Regions from separate parts of the Homo sapiens genome. Here regions 2 and 3 are each linked to region 1. The links are chromatin contacts, found by Hi-C or POLR2A ChIA-PET in ENCODE. All regions are on one chromosome and are shown on one strand. The core of a region is the stretch at or near the end of the contact, and the rest is flanking DNA. Distances in the headings are between cores, read along the strand shown.

What was found. Hi-C counts contacts between places; a loop is a spot of excess contacts on that map. ChIA-PET counts read pairs that join two places held with the same protein, here RNA polymerase II (POLR2A). Pooled maps may share reads with other maps.
Region 2: a loop to region 1 is called in a pooled map, with 6 times the contacts of the local background. The contact joins the enhancer-like site here to the promoter of LINC03124 in region 1. A Hi-C loop is called at or near these places in 1 of 37 single-sample maps with no recorded cell type and 6 of 50 pooled maps. POLR2A ChIA-PET finds 5 or more read pairs at or near these places in 1 of 52 experiments (GM12878).
Region 3: a loop to region 1 is called in a pooled map, with 28 times the contacts of the local background. The contact joins the promoter of VMA22 here to the promoter of LINC03124 in region 1. A Hi-C loop is called at or near these places in 3 of 168 maps with a recorded cell type or tissue (GM12878 and gastrocnemius medialis), 2 of 37 single-sample maps with no recorded cell type and 14 of 50 pooled maps.

What each region holds. Positions count from the first base shown.
Region 1 is chr2:131,679,258-131,684,212 of GRCh38, forward strand. LINC03124 (long intergenic non-protein coding RNA 3124) reads left to right here and starts at 3,242. Exons shown (of 10, transcript NR_167889.1): 1 at 3,242-3,731. RefSeq lists an enhancer at 2,675-2,794 and a silencer at 3,165-3,214.
Region 2 is chr2:130,371,101-130,375,569 of GRCh38, forward strand. PTPN18 (protein tyrosine phosphatase non-receptor type 18) reads left to right here. Exons shown (of 15, transcript NM_014369.4): 12 at 99-187; 13 at 1,157-1,383; 14 at 1,773-1,847; 15 at 2,057-4,305. The coding sequence ends at 2,124. Among named protein-coding and RNA genes, the nearest start is that of PTPN18, 17 kb to the left of the region's middle. RefSeq lists an enhancer at 730-1,357 and a silencer at 1,084-1,833. Within about 2 kb of position 1,496, at least 36 of the 41 ENCODE cell types and tissues checked have a DNase peak (open chromatin) inside an H3K27ac peak, as active enhancers do; they include GM12878, where a contact is called at or near this core.
Region 3 is chr2:130,339,533-130,344,124 of GRCh38, forward strand. VMA22 (vacuolar ATPase assembly factor VMA22) reads right to left here and starts at 2,632. Exons shown (of 5, transcript NM_032357.4): 1 at 2,483-2,632; 2 at 2,309-2,412; 3 at 2,135-2,217; 4 at 1,376-1,507. The coding sequence starts at 2,593. It overlaps IMP4 (IMP U3 small nucleolar ribonucleoprotein 4), which reads left to right and starts at 3,365. Exons shown (of 9, transcript NM_033416.3): 1 at 3,365-3,403; 2 at 3,554-3,662. The coding sequence starts at 3,401. RefSeq lists enhancers at 2,548-3,097, 3,228-3,397.

The DNA of each region.
Region 1 (4,955 bases), core at 1,992-4,491:
CAAGAAATTGGATTCATTTACCTGGGACATAAAATAAGGTATACCTATAGTTTTGTCCCAGAACTGTGTAAACCGGCATGCTGCCTGCCACAGTACAGTCCTCCCCCTGCATCAGGAGCTCAGATGGGGGAAGCCAGCAGGGCTGGAGGCCTGGGAGTCACAGATGCTTGGAGGGGAGAGAAAAGCACCACAGAGAGCCAGGCAGGACCTGCCTACAAGTCACATTTTTAGGGGTCTAGTGGTCTGGGCAGGCTGGGAGATGCTCTCTAAAGGGAAGGCAAGAAATATTGCCCCACATCTCCCACCACCAAACAGAAAGTGCAGGTGGTCAGCCCCAGGGCTCACCTGCCCTTTGCCAGGGTCATGAGCTAGGCCCAGCCTGCACCCTCCACACAACCATCAAGGGGACTTCCTGTCAGGCTGGGACAACTGCACCGGGCCCTGATGCCCTGGGAAGAACAGGGTTGCATTTAACAGAAACAGCTAAACCTGAAGGGATGAGCTTGCCTTTCCCCAGGGCCATGGGATGGTTTATAGAAAGTTCTACCCATCAGGACGAGACCTCACATGACACCATCAGAGGAATTGATACCATGCCATAGAGGGAGGAAGAGGGCGCATGCCATAGGTCCACTGGTCACAGCACACACATGCTCCTGGGAGCTTCAGACCCAGCAGTTTGGCTCAGGTGCCAGGTCAGGATGTGGGAGGACACAGTGTCTGGGTGAATCTGTCACCCTTGCTAGCTGCCTTGTCCCACCAGGTAGAAGATGCGGCAATGGGAGCACAGCAGTAGGAAGCCCAGTGTCCCCCAACCTTCCACCTCACACCCAGGACCTCTGAGGTGCATCTATATCCTGCACATCTAGGCTCTGAAAAGCAGGAGGTCCTGGTTTCCACAGCTGTGGGGCTTCTAGACAGGACAAGGCCAAATTCTCTGAAAAAACAAGCTCTGGGTGCTGCTTTGTCCTCAGGCTGCTCCTCCATGGGACCTGCGGGCAGAAAAATGTGTACCACCTGGACCGTGGTTTCAGCAGAAGCAGGGTTATGCTGCCTGGGGCAGGAGGGGCTCTACACAAGCGCCTCTCAATACACAGCATTTGATGGTACGTGGACAAGTGTGGGAGCCCTAGACCAAGGACTCCGTGGTGAGCAAGACTCAGGACCCCTTAGGGGTGAGGGCCTGGGTTACACCACCAGGGGGTCACCCGGACCCTCAGCAGAAGGTGGAGGGGGTGGTGATCATTACCTTTGTGACCCTGCAATGGGTGGCAGCCACAGGACATAGGGTTCATTGAACGCACCTTGTGTAACTATTGCCCAGGAAAAGGCCCAGAATTTAATAAAGATGAGGCCCCTGGCAGTGAAGTGCTGGATGAGGCGCACCCCCTGGGGCATACCTGAACCTCCCCCAGGGCCTCGGCTGTGAGCTTTGATTATAGACACACCTGTGCCACAGCCCCTTCAGACTGCTCCCTTCACCTCTGAAAAACCAGACAGGATGCTTCTGTTCCTGGAAATGTGAATGCCCTTCGTGTGTTTTTTACTTTGACTATAAACTCATCTGCAACCAAAATATAGACTCCCACACAATAATAACGGGAGACTTTAACACCCTAATGTCAACATTAGACAGATCAACGAGACAGAAAGTTAACAAGGATATCCAGGAATTGAACTCAGCTCTGCACCAAGCAGACCTAATAGACATCTACAGAACTCTCCACCCCAAATCAACAGAATCTACATTCTTCTTAGCACCGCACAGCACTTATTCCAAAATTGACCACACAGTTGGAAGTAAAGCACTCCTCAGCAAATGTAAAAGAACAGAAATTATAACAAACTGTCTCTCAGACCACAGTGCAATCAAACTAGAACTCAGGATTAAGAAACTCACTCAAAACCACTCAACTACATGGAAACTGAACAACCTGCTCCTGAATGACTACTGGGTATATAACAAAATGAAGGCAGAAATAAAGATGTTCTTAGAAACCAATGAGAACAAAGACACAACATACCAGAATCTCTGAGACACATTTAAAGCAGTGTGTAGAGGGAAATTTATAGCACTAAATGCCCACAAGAGAAAGCAGGAAAGATCTAAAATTGACACCCTAACATCATAATGAAAAGAACTAGAGAAGCAACAGCAAACACATTCAAAAGCTAGCAGAAGGCAAGAAATAAGTAAGATCAGAGCAGAACTGAAGGAAATAGAGACACAAAAAACCCTTCAAAAAAATCAATGAATCCAGGAGCTGGTTTTTTGAAAAGATCAACAAAATTGATAGACCGCTAGCAAGACTCATAAAGAAGAAAAGAGAGAAGAATCAAATAGACGCAATAAAAAATGATAAAGGGGATATCACCACTGATCCCACAGAAATACAAGCTACCATCAGAGAATACTACAAACACCTCTACACAAGTACACTAGAAAATCTAGAAGGAAATGGATAAATTCCTGGACACATACACCCTCCCAAGACTAAACCAGGAAGAAGCTGAATCTCTGAATAGACCAATAACAGGCTCTGAAATTGAGGAAATAATTAATAGCCTCTCCCTGGGAATGGGCGGGCCTGGGTCCAGTCCACAGGGCCCCTCGTGGGCCCTGATGAAGGAAAGAGTTGAGATGGGGGCAGCGCTGGACCCCAGGGCCCCTGCCTGCCTCCTGGAGAGCCCGGTGACCCAGGCAGCCCTGGTGAGGCTGTGGGTGCCTGGGCCATAGCGAGGCCCGCGAGCTCCCACAGGACAGATGCGGACAGTGAGGCCGGGGAGGCCCTGCTGCCCTCCGAACTGTCCCTCCAGCCCCCAGCTTTCTGTGGTTCTCTGGGCCCCCTCTGCAGAGGGGCAGGGGAGCCCACCCTGGATCCTGAGACGCCAAGCTTGAGGGACCCCCAGAGCTCTAGCGAGGCTGCTTCCTTTGCGGATGGTGAAGCTGAGGTCCAGAGGAGGGCAGGGGCAGGTCCTGGGCGCTCCCTAGGCAAAGGGAGCCGATCTCCGGGAGGCGGTCACAGGGAGCGCTCCTGCGACTTCTAGGGCCCGAAAGCTGGGGAGGATGAGAGACCAGGGGCCTTTCGTCGTCCCCTGGGCTGGGCAGAGGCTCAGCCTGTGCCGCAACCCTAAGCGGCTTCTGGCAAGTCCGAGCCGCGGTCCCTTTAAGAGGGGGTGGAGCTTCAACCTGGCACTAGGGATGCTGCTAGCGTGCGTGTCCCTACGGAGCTGAGACTGCAGTTCCTGCGACGCCCCTGCAGCAGCAGCAGCGTGGTCAGAGCGAGCTTCTGAGCGGTGGTGGGTTCCATGTGATGGTGGAGTAGGAGACAGGTCTCCGCGGTCAGTGGCGGGGGCGTGGACCCCACCGGGAACCCTCCCTGCTCCTTCCCTGCCTCTCCCTGTTTTCGTGCCCGCACTTCTTCGTGGGCATCTGGGCCCGAGTCCTCCGCTTGGGGGCGGTTGTGCGGTCCTGGCTACTGCAGCGTCCGCACCCCGGCCGGGAAGGCTATGCCAATGTCCGACCCGCGTCCAGCGTATAGGAGCGCCCTGGCCCACAGCTGGCGGTAAAACGCGGGACCTGGGTCCCTCGGAGCCCCAGGGGCCTCTGAGCTGGAGTCTAGGATTATTTTTGATGCCTCAGCACCTTTAAAAAGAGACCTCGCTAGAGCAGGGGGCATCTGTATTTTCAGTTCTTTGAGGAGTCTCCAGCTATTTAGCTGTTTTCCATGGTGTGTATCCTAATTTTCATTTCCACCTACAGTGTATGAGTTTCCCTTTCTCCAAAACCACACCCGCATTCCTACTATTTTTGGTTTGGGGTTTGTTTTGTTTTTGTTTTTGTTTTGAGACGGAGTCTTGCTCTGTCTTACAGGCTGGAGTGCAGTGGCGCCATCTCGGCCGACTGCAACCGCTGCCTGGTTTTAAGCAAGTCTCCTGTCTCAGCCTCCAGAGTAGCTGGGACTACAGGCGCCGCCACCATGCCCAGCTCATTTTTGTATTTTTAGTAGAGATGGGGTTTCACGATATTGGTCAGGCTGGTCTCAAACTCCTGACCTCAGGTGACCCACCTGCCTCAGCCTCGCAAAGTGCAGAGATTACAGGCATGAGACACCGTTCCCAGCCCCTCCTATTTTTTTAAAAAAATCAAGGAATATTCGATAAGTGTGAGATTATCTGTGTGTGGTTTTGAATTACAGTTTTCTAATGAATAGTTGATTTTGAGGACCTTATCTCTTATTTGTTGTTCGATTTTATGGCTGTGCAGAATTGTCTGTTCAGGTTCTTTGCAAAATATTAGATTGGATGCTTTTGCTACTTTGTAGTGTTTTTTGTGTACATATTAGATGACAACTCCTCGTGAATTACAAGATTGCCTGAAATTTTTGCCTAATCTATAGGATGCTTTTTTAATTGGAAAGTAGTTTTCTTTGATGTGCAGAAACTTTTCATGTTGATGTAGTCAACATGATATTTATTTTTGCGTTTCATGCATGTAATTTTCGTCACCCATATAAGAAAATAATATGTCAGTGACAAAGCATTTAATTGTCAATGAGGTTTTTCTTCCAGGGTGTTTATTTTCCTCTTTGCAAAGGTGAGCAGAGATTCAAGTGACCCAAAATATATGCTCATCCTGTGTTTTAGTTAAAAACATTTTGTAGTTTATGGTCTTTTGTTTTGCCTTCAATTTGGGGGAGTGGGTGTTCATTTTCATACATCGTGTAAAATAAGGTCCTATTTCTCGCTTCTGCATCTGGATATCATTTTTGTCAAAGGTATTCATTCTCTGCCTTCCACATTGCAGTGTTCTTTATCAAAGTCAGTTGATTGTGTCCATATTTGTGTTGATCATGTTTTTGTCCTCCCTGTTTTTGTCCATAGTTTATGCAAGTATCATATATCAGCTGTATAACTACAACTTGGCAGTGTAATTTGATATTAAGGATTGTGGG
Region 2 (4,469 bases), core at 246-2,745, 1.3 Mb before region 1:
CCTTATCAGGCTCTCCCATCTTAAGCTTTCTCCCAGAGCCCCTTGAGAGGCCTGGCCAGCTTCCTCCCTCAGGAGCCTCCCCTCCTGTTTTTCTTCAGAATTGTGCCCCACTCTACGACGATGCCCTCTTCCTCCGGACTCCCCAGGCACTTCTCGCCATACCCCGCCCACCAGGAGGGGTCCTCAGGTACCCGGCTCCATCCCCGGATTCTTCCCTGCCCAATTTCTCAGGCTAACCCCTTCTTCATCCTTGGAACACCAGTCCGTTCCTTGTTCACTTCGCCAAGTGTTCGCTGGCCCTTTCTTCGAATTGAGCTCTGGGAACCCACCCCAAGATGATTCAATTATCCCAAGATGATTCATTTACCCCTTGCCTCTGCCTCTAAGGCTTGCCCTGCCTTCTGAGTTAGGCCTTTCCTGGATCCTCTAATCAAACCTTAATTCAGGTGGCTCACCCCTGTAATCCCAGCACTTCGGGAGGCCAAGGAGGGCGGATCACTTGAGCCCAGCTGGAGACCAGCCTGGTTAACATGGTGAAACCCTGTCTCTACTAAAAATACAAAAATTAGCCAGGCGTGCTGGTGAGAGCCTGTAATCCCAGCTACTCCGGAGGCTGAGGCAGGAGAGTCGCTTGAGCCCGGGAGGTGGAGGTTGCAGTAAGCCGAGATCGCACCACGGCAGTCCAGCCTGGGCGACAGAGCGAGATCCTGTCTCAAAAAAACAACAAAAAAAATTCAGCAAATAATTCTAGACGCCGCCTTCTTGTCAGGCCGCACGTTGGGTGCTGCGGACATGGGATTGAGCCGCCTTCGCAGCGGAGACTTAAGGCCCTTGTCCTTGCGGCCATCCCTTCCTGTCTTCTATGCCACTTCCGCATTCTTTTGTTCAGTAGACGTTGACACAGAAATGACCACCCCTCAAACCAACACTCTGCCCCAAATTACCCTCCAGGCTGACCCCGTTCCTCCTTCATCCCCCTAACTTGCAGGGCGCTAGGGACACAGAAGCGAGGCCTCCAACCCAAGGAGCCCTCCCTCCCATCTAGCGCACCGCCTCGGCGGGAAGGAAGCCCGTGGTTTGCGCGCTGAGCAGCCTCCCCACTCCCGCCCTGCCCAGCGCCGCCGTTTCACTTCCTCCCGGCCCTCCCTGCCTGCAGGAGCATCTCTGTGCCCGGGTCCCCGGGCCACGCCATGGCTGACACCTACGCGGTGGTGCAGAAGCGCGGGGCTCCAGCGGGCGCCGGGAGTGGGACGCAGACGGGGACGGGGACGGGGACGGGGGCGCGCAGCGCGGAGGAGGCGCCGCTCTACAGCAAGGTGACGCCGCGCGCCCAGCGACCCGGGGCGCACGCGGAGGACGCGAGGGGGACGCTGCCTGGCCGCGGTGAGTCGAGGCTTGCTCCTTCTCAGGGCATCATCCTGCTGTGATCCGCAGGGCGGAACCATCCTGCAGTGGTCCGTCAGGCCCTGGCGGCCGCGGGGACCCCAGCCGCTAGCCTGGCCACGCCCCGACGCTGATGTCCAGGCGTCCCTGGCCACGCCCCGGAAGCGCCCCCTGGCGGTCGCAGTCGCGGTCCAGGGGCAGGGTTCCTGGCAATACTTGTCTTGGCCGCGCCCAAAGGCTGGAGGCCACGTCCGGGGTGTGTGCCTTCTCCCGCCCGGCGCCCTCGGCTCTCCCCTTCGGGCCTCCGGGGAAGCGTCCCCGCTAGGGGTGGGGTCTTGGGACTCCCTGGGGCTTCCGGAGCTGACCCGTGGGGGGTCTGCTGCCCTCAGTTCCTGCTGACCAAAGTCCTGCCGGATCTGGCGCCTACGAGGACGTGGCGGGTGGAGCTCAGACCGGTGGGCTAGGTAAGTCAGGTAGAGCCTGGGTTGCTGGGACTTTGCTGCTTTGAGTGAACCCAGGAGTCTGGGGTTGATGGGGCATGGAGCTTAGTCCTGTGGATGTGGCTGCAGTGAACCAGGAGGACCTGGAGGCGGGGGGATGGCCTTCTTCATGTCTGCCAGCTTCCACACACCTCAGCTTCTCCATGAGACCCACGGCACCCTTCTTCTCCCAGGTTTCAACCTGCGCATTGGGAGGCCGAAGGGTCCCCGGGACCCGCCTGCTGAGTGGACCCGGGTGTAAGTCTAACGCCAGTTCCTGCCTGTTGCCTCTTGTGAGCTCGGACTGCTGATGCCCCGGTGCTGCTGAGCGCCGTGCGCAGAATGGAAACAGTGGGCCTGGATCAAAGTTAAAGTTTCTCAGGGTGGGAAATGTGGGGGCTTTGCCCCAATGACTGTAGCATTCAAGGCTTGAGGCTGGAGGAGGTAGCTAGGGTATAGTGGCTGGTGAGGCTGCACAGAGCAGATTCAAGAAAGAAGATCAGGAAGGGGCATGACCCCTGAGTTATGAAGGGGAGAAGGGACAGATGAGCTTCCGGAGACTGCTCTCCTCACCACACAGCACTAGTCCATCCTCAGCACCTGAGCCTCCCTCACTTGGACACTCAGGGGACCACACAGAGAAGTGGATGGACACTTCGCCATCCAGGCAGAACTAAGCCAGGCATAACCACAGCCAAGCAGATTAACCCCAGGCAGACCGATAAAAAGACCTCCAGATAGGCAGACAGACAGATGGACCACCAACCTGGACAGACAGCCAAAGCTTCAGAGATACAGTCCACAGGTGGACAAAGGGATCCCCAGCCAGAGAGAGAGAGACCAGCCAACAGCTTGATAGACCAGTGCAGCCAGAGAGACCACCAAACAGAGCCCCCAAAAGACAGACATCTCTGCTAGCTGGACAGCCAGGTGGACCCCCTAAGTTAGATTACTAGACAGATATAAACAGATCCCCTGCTGAACAGATACACAGAGTTCTCAGACCCCACCCCCACCCTCAGGTGGGCTGGCTGGCTGACAGACCTTCTGGCCAGACAGACTCCTAACCAACCAGATGGACTGCCAGACAGGCAGACATCAGCCACATGGAATCCTGACATCCCAGCCAGCCGGCCAGACTCTCATCTTGATGTCTTGATGGATGGACCCCAGCTAGTCAGACATGATCCTCCAGATTGACAGACAAGTCCCCCAAATGAGTACACATCTCCAGCTATTCAGACAGATGGACCCCCAGCAAATCAGGACCTATCTAGGCAGACCCCAGCCAGACCCCCGCCAGACAGACTCCCAACCAGACTGACCCCTTACTATTCACACAGCCTGCCGAGTAGCTGGGACTACAGGTCTAATTTTTTTTTTTTTTAAGAAATGAGTTTTTGCCATGTTGCCCAGACTGGTCTTGAACTCCCAACCTCAAGCAATCCTCCTGCCTCAGCCTCCCAAAGTGCTGAGATTACAGGTGTGAGCCACCAGGCTCAGCCCCCTAAGATTTGAAACACTTTAAATGGCCCATGGTAGGGTTCCTGCTAGGATAAAACATTAAGCGGCTGTTAAAAGAAATAAAAGGAGGACACGTCTCTGTGCACTGGTGTGGACAAATCTCCAAGTCACTGCAAAATGGAAAAAGTATAAGATGCTCTTTCCCTGAACCTCAAGGGTCCCGCCCCTCTCACTTTCAGGTCTCTGGACCTCTGACTGACACTGTGCCTGCCCAGGTCCCTGTATGCACTGCCACAGTGCCCTGGGCCCCATGTCCACCCCTGTCCTGCCCTTCTCTGGGATAGGGCTGGCCTTCCTCTGCCTCTGCCTGGCTGCATCCATGGTCGATCTCAAGTGCCTTGGCATGAACTCCACTCTCCTGCAGCCTTCAATCAAGGAATGATGGGGATGTGTACATACCCCACCCCACCCCTTGGCAGGGTGATGCTGAGGTGTGGATTTTTAACAGTTCCCAGACTTTCCCAGGAGGCTTGGGTTTGGGTGCCCACAGTGGGAGCTGGTGTGATATCATACCTTCGCCGGCCGCCTTTCCTTCCTGTTCTCTGTGCCCCTACTCCCACTCTAGAGCTGCCCCGTTTCTCTGTTTTCGTGAAAGAGCTGACCCTGTGCTGCCTCCCACTCTCCCAATGCCCCTGCCACTCCTGTGAGCCTGCTGCTGGTGAGGTCGGTGCTGACCTCTGTGTTGCTGGATAATGAGTCATCTATCTCTGGAGGAGAAGAAAGGCAGGTCCTCCACAGCCCTGATAAAATCTCCAAGTCTCCCAGTTTCGGGTCCCTCTCCTGGGATGCAGACCCACTGCCTGCCCAGCTGGTACGATCCACATGCCCTCTTCTTGGGAATAGGGGCATGGGAAAGTGACTAAAGATACTGTTCTGGCTGCTGTGTTCACTGTGAGTAATAAACTGTCCATTTCTCCGATTCAGAGGTCTGTTTTTCCTTTTTTTCTTCCCCAAAGATGGAGTCTTGCTCTGTCGCCCAGGCTGGAGTACAATGTCGCAATCTTGGCTCACTACAACCTCTGTCTCCGCCTCCCAGGTTCAAGCAATTCTTCTGCCTCAGCCTCTCAAGTAGCTGGGATTAAA
Region 3 (4,592 bases), core at 1,382-3,881, 1.3 Mb before region 1:
ATTATTACAGCATCTCTCTGCCCTCACCTGCTCTCCCTCCACTTCTTTTCTCTGTTAGTCCACACTCTGGATCCACCTCTAGATGGCTTTTGCTGATGTCTCTGCTGGAACAGCTGCTGCCCAGTCCTCCGGGCAGCTCTCGTCTTCGGCCTCCTGTTCAGCAGCAGGGCTGACCACACATTGGATCACTCGCTCCAGGAAACACTTTCTCTTCTTGGCCTCCAGGACACCTGCCCCCAGGTGTTGCTCCTCAGTTTCCTTGACTGGCTTCTCCCCTCTTCTCCCTCACCTCCCGTCCATACTCCCCAGGCCCTCTGCTGATCTCATCCTATCTCAGCTTTAAACCAGTGTTTGTGTCAAAAACTTTGGAATTTAAACACCAGTGCTATGCAGTGGACTCCCAAATCTCTCTCCAGCCCAGGCCTCTCCCAAACTCCAGATACATGTGCCCAAGTGCCCACTCAGACTCTCCAGCAGGGCGTCGGTGGATACCACACAGACCACACCAACTCCTGCCTTCTGGAATCCTCTCAGCTGCCCACAGCAGGTGAGGGTCGCTCCATCCTCCCAGGGGTTCTGGGTGGAGACCGCAGGCTCTCCTGGACTCCTTTCCTTCCCTTACTCCCATATCTTATCTGTCAGCAAATTCTGGGGCTTCTATTCTTAAAACCTGTGCAGGTTCCCACCACTTACCTCCTCCTCCAGTGACGCTATCTGCTTCTCACACTGGCTGCTCCCTGACACCTACTTCCTCCCTCTGCTCTGTGTCCCCGCCCAGCACCCAAGCATTCCTGTGACCCTGTACAGCCAGTTGCACCATCCTCTGCTCAGAGCCTCTCTGTGGGTCCCACAGTCTTCATCAGGGCTTACATCACCTGACTCCACTCTAGGCCACCGGCCTCGGCACATACCAGATATATCTGGCTTCAGGGCTTTTGTCCTGGCTGGTTCCTCCATCTAGAGCACTGTTCCCCAAAATCACCCACAAAGCTTTTCCTTCACCTCCTCAGAGAGACCTCCCCTGGCCCACTCCTGTCCCACTCCATTATGTGTTTTTCATAACAATTTTCACAGCCTGACTTATGTTAAGGGCCTACTTATTTGCACGTTGCCTTTGTCTGCTTCTAAACATTACATGAAAAGTGTTTGTCTCTTTTGTTCCCTGCTGTATCCCCAGCAGCTAGCATGAACCCGAATGCTGCCAACAACCAGTAAATGCTTTTGGAAAAAATAATGGGTGTACAACGGAAGTTTGGATGGAGGAAAACCTGCAAAGCCTTTCACAGACTAACCCCAGCCATGGCAGCAGTGCTCAAGTGTTCCCTGTGGATAGAGGGTCTGAGGGCCACAGAGCCAAACAACACGGTCCACTCACCATCCCGGAAGCTTGCTTGAGCCTGACGTAGACTGTGAGGAACTAGGATTCCAAACCAGTTCAGGGGGTCCTGAGGGGCCTCAGAGGACTCCGGTTCTGGGGTCTTAGTGGGGCCCTTGCGCCTCCGCAGACCTGAGGAAAGAAAGGTTGGAGGAGGCTGGGATCTTACTCCCTGACCTTTATCATCTTGGTGACAATGTTGAGCTTGATCTGAGCTCATGATTCTATAAAACACTGTTGGTTGGAAAATTCCAACTTTGGGGTTCCAGGAAACAGCTTACCACAAAACACAGCCTTTCCCCTTGTGATTCAGATGAGACTGTTTGTCCACTCTTTCCCGTGACTCCTGTAAGACCCACTGATGACCCTGTTTGCCTGTGACACTGATCTTACCCATTGTACCTGAACATGCCAACAGACCAGACATAGACGTTCCAACTCCCCATTCTTTGTCTCAGGATGATTAACTGGGATTAGAAGTTTGTCCCTCTGAAACTAGCTAGACACACAGATAAATATTTTCTGTTCAGCTGACTGAAATGTATGTGATTGTAAATCTATTCCCAGTGTAAAGCAACTCACCAACAATTTCTCTACTTCCTATAAAAGTCTAAGGCAAAACCACCCTACAAAAACATTCTGTTCTTCTGCTCTGGGATGCTCTCTCTTATCGCAAAAACCTAATTTAAATCATCTCCATAATTTGCATTTTGTCTTTGACACTGGGAAGGGGTTCTGCAGAAGGAAGAGGGGGCTCACCTGCTTCGCGAGGCCCCACCTCCTCTGGGGCGTGGACACCAGCTCTCACCACCTTGAACTTCTGGAGTCCCTCCTGGGCCTCGCTGAAGGACGAGAAGGGAGGATGGAGCTTTGGCAGCCCGGGCCTAGAACGCGCCCGCCCGCCCACCCAGCCCAGCATGGAAGCTTCCTCACCTGGCGTGGAGGCAGACCTGGGGCTCCATGTGGGAAGCATACTGCAGGGGCCCTACCGACTTGGCGCCCATCGCGTAGCGAGCCTTGGCGAGCGAGAGCCAGCCCTGCAGGGAGAGGAAAGCGGTGAGACTCAGTTTACGCCCGTGTACCCTCCTGCCCGCCCCAGGCGCCTACCTCCTCCACCCGGGCGTTCAACACCGTTCGTTTCCCCTCCAGCTCCTCCAGGTCCCCAAGCAGCTGCAGGACCAGCGAATCCAGCTCCGCTCGCAGGTCAAGCGCCGCCATGGACACACCTCCAGATCTGGAGCCACCTTCTTCCTTGTCACCCTCCGCAGTTTGGCAGGACAGCCAATAGGCACACGAGATCCTCCATCAAGGGGCGTTCCCATCTGGGGATCCCCACGCCGGCAGCACCAAGGCCTCTGGGTCAGCTTCTTTAAGGGCAAGCGCCCTTAGAGAAGCAGCACGGAAGCAACCAATCAACTGGTTTCTCCAATTAGCCCCCAAGTGGATCAGCCTGCTGAACTGTCGGCTAGGGTTATAGGTGGTTCTGAGTCCTTCCGGAAGCTGCCGAATCTTAGAAGTCGCGCCACTGTTGTGGCGATGGAAGAAGGCGAAGCTCTACAGAAACCATTTTGGTTGAGGGAAGAGTGGTTTTAAAGTTAATTTGGAAAGGAGCCGGCAAGCAACCTTCAGTCGGTGTGCGGTTTTTACAGTTGAACTGTTTCCAGCCGCTAATTATGATTGTTTTAGCGGTTCGTCATCTGAAAACTGCATTCTGCACGGCGGTGGTGGGGGGAGGACGAGGATGGAGAAGCCTGGGCGGACATATTTATTAGCTGCGGTCCTAAGTCACGTGTGACATTCTGTATCCAGTCTATCGGTTATCCCAAGGAGAACGCCCTGCCGGAATGGCCAATCGCCTTGAGATGTCCCCGCCCTATTCGCCATCTTAACATAGGGCATTCCCCACAGCTGCAGGCACCAGTGAAGCGTCTAAGGGACCATCTTGGTTGAGGGCGGAAGTGAGGACTGTGTCGCGCTGGAGGAGCCCACAGATTCTCCCGGACCCACGTGGAAGCGGCACTCAAGATGGTAGGAGAATGAGCTCCTGTTTCGGAGGTCCGGGGCGCGTGAAGTGCTGGGGATGTGGCTCTGGGGACTTGGAGGCTCAGCGGCTCCGGGGCTCCGGGGTTCCGGGGCTCGGGAGCGAGTAGTGAGTGACTGGGCCTGCTGTTCCCACAGCTGCGCCGCGAGGCCCGCCTGCGCCGCGAGTACCTGTACCGCAAGGCCCGGGAGGAGGCGCAGCGCTCAGCCCAGGAGAGGAAGGAGCGGCTGCGGCGCGCGCTGGAAGGTAAGGCATCGGCCCCGCGGGCGTCTGCGTGGTAAACCACCCCGGCACGCATTTGTGTTCGAATATCCGAGCGTCTTTCCAAATGCTTGCCGGCCGTTTTCCTTGCCCATTGGGTTCTCCTGTTGGTTTTGAGAGTGTTTCTTCCGTGTGATGGTATTAATTACTTGTCACTGACGTTGCAGTACCCGGGTTTTGCAGCTTGCCCGCTGTGTGCAGTGTGTCAAGTTCGTCCCAAGTTTTAAAGACTTTATCTTGTCCTGTAGAAATTCTCTTTAGAGCGGTGGCTCACTGCTGTAATCCCAGCACTTTGGGAGGCCGAGGCGGGCGGATCATGAGGTCAGGAGTTCGAGCCTGACCAACATGGTGAAATCTCGTCTCTACTAAACATACAAAAATTAGCCGGCCGTGGTGGCACGCGCCTGTAATCCCAGCTACTCAGGAGGCTGAGGCAGGAGAATCGCTTGAACCCGGGAGGCGGAGGTTGCAGTGAGCCGAGATCCTGCCACTGCACTCCAGCCTGGGCAAAAAAGCAAGACTCCGTCTCAAAAAAAAAAAAAAAAAGAAATTCTCTCTAAAGACTATCTGGATAGCGCTGGTGCTGCAGACTGCGCTGCCCATCCTCCCTGCAGGAGTTCCTCTGAGCTCCGTGGGGAACAGTGCTGGCCCCGAGTGCGCACCTGGAGCGCTGTGCTCTGCGGTAGGCAGCCTGTGGTCCAGGGCCCGCTGAAGCCATGCCTTCGAAGCGCTGTGGGCATCGTGACCAACGGTTTTGCTGTCTGAGAGCTTAAAGGTCTCTGGTCCACCATCATACGTACAGAACAGTCTATATTTCTTTTCAAAAGTAATTTTTAAGGCCGAGCGCTGTGGCTCACGCCTGTAATCCCAGCACTTTGGGAGGCCGAAGCGGGTGGATCACGAGGTCAGGAGATC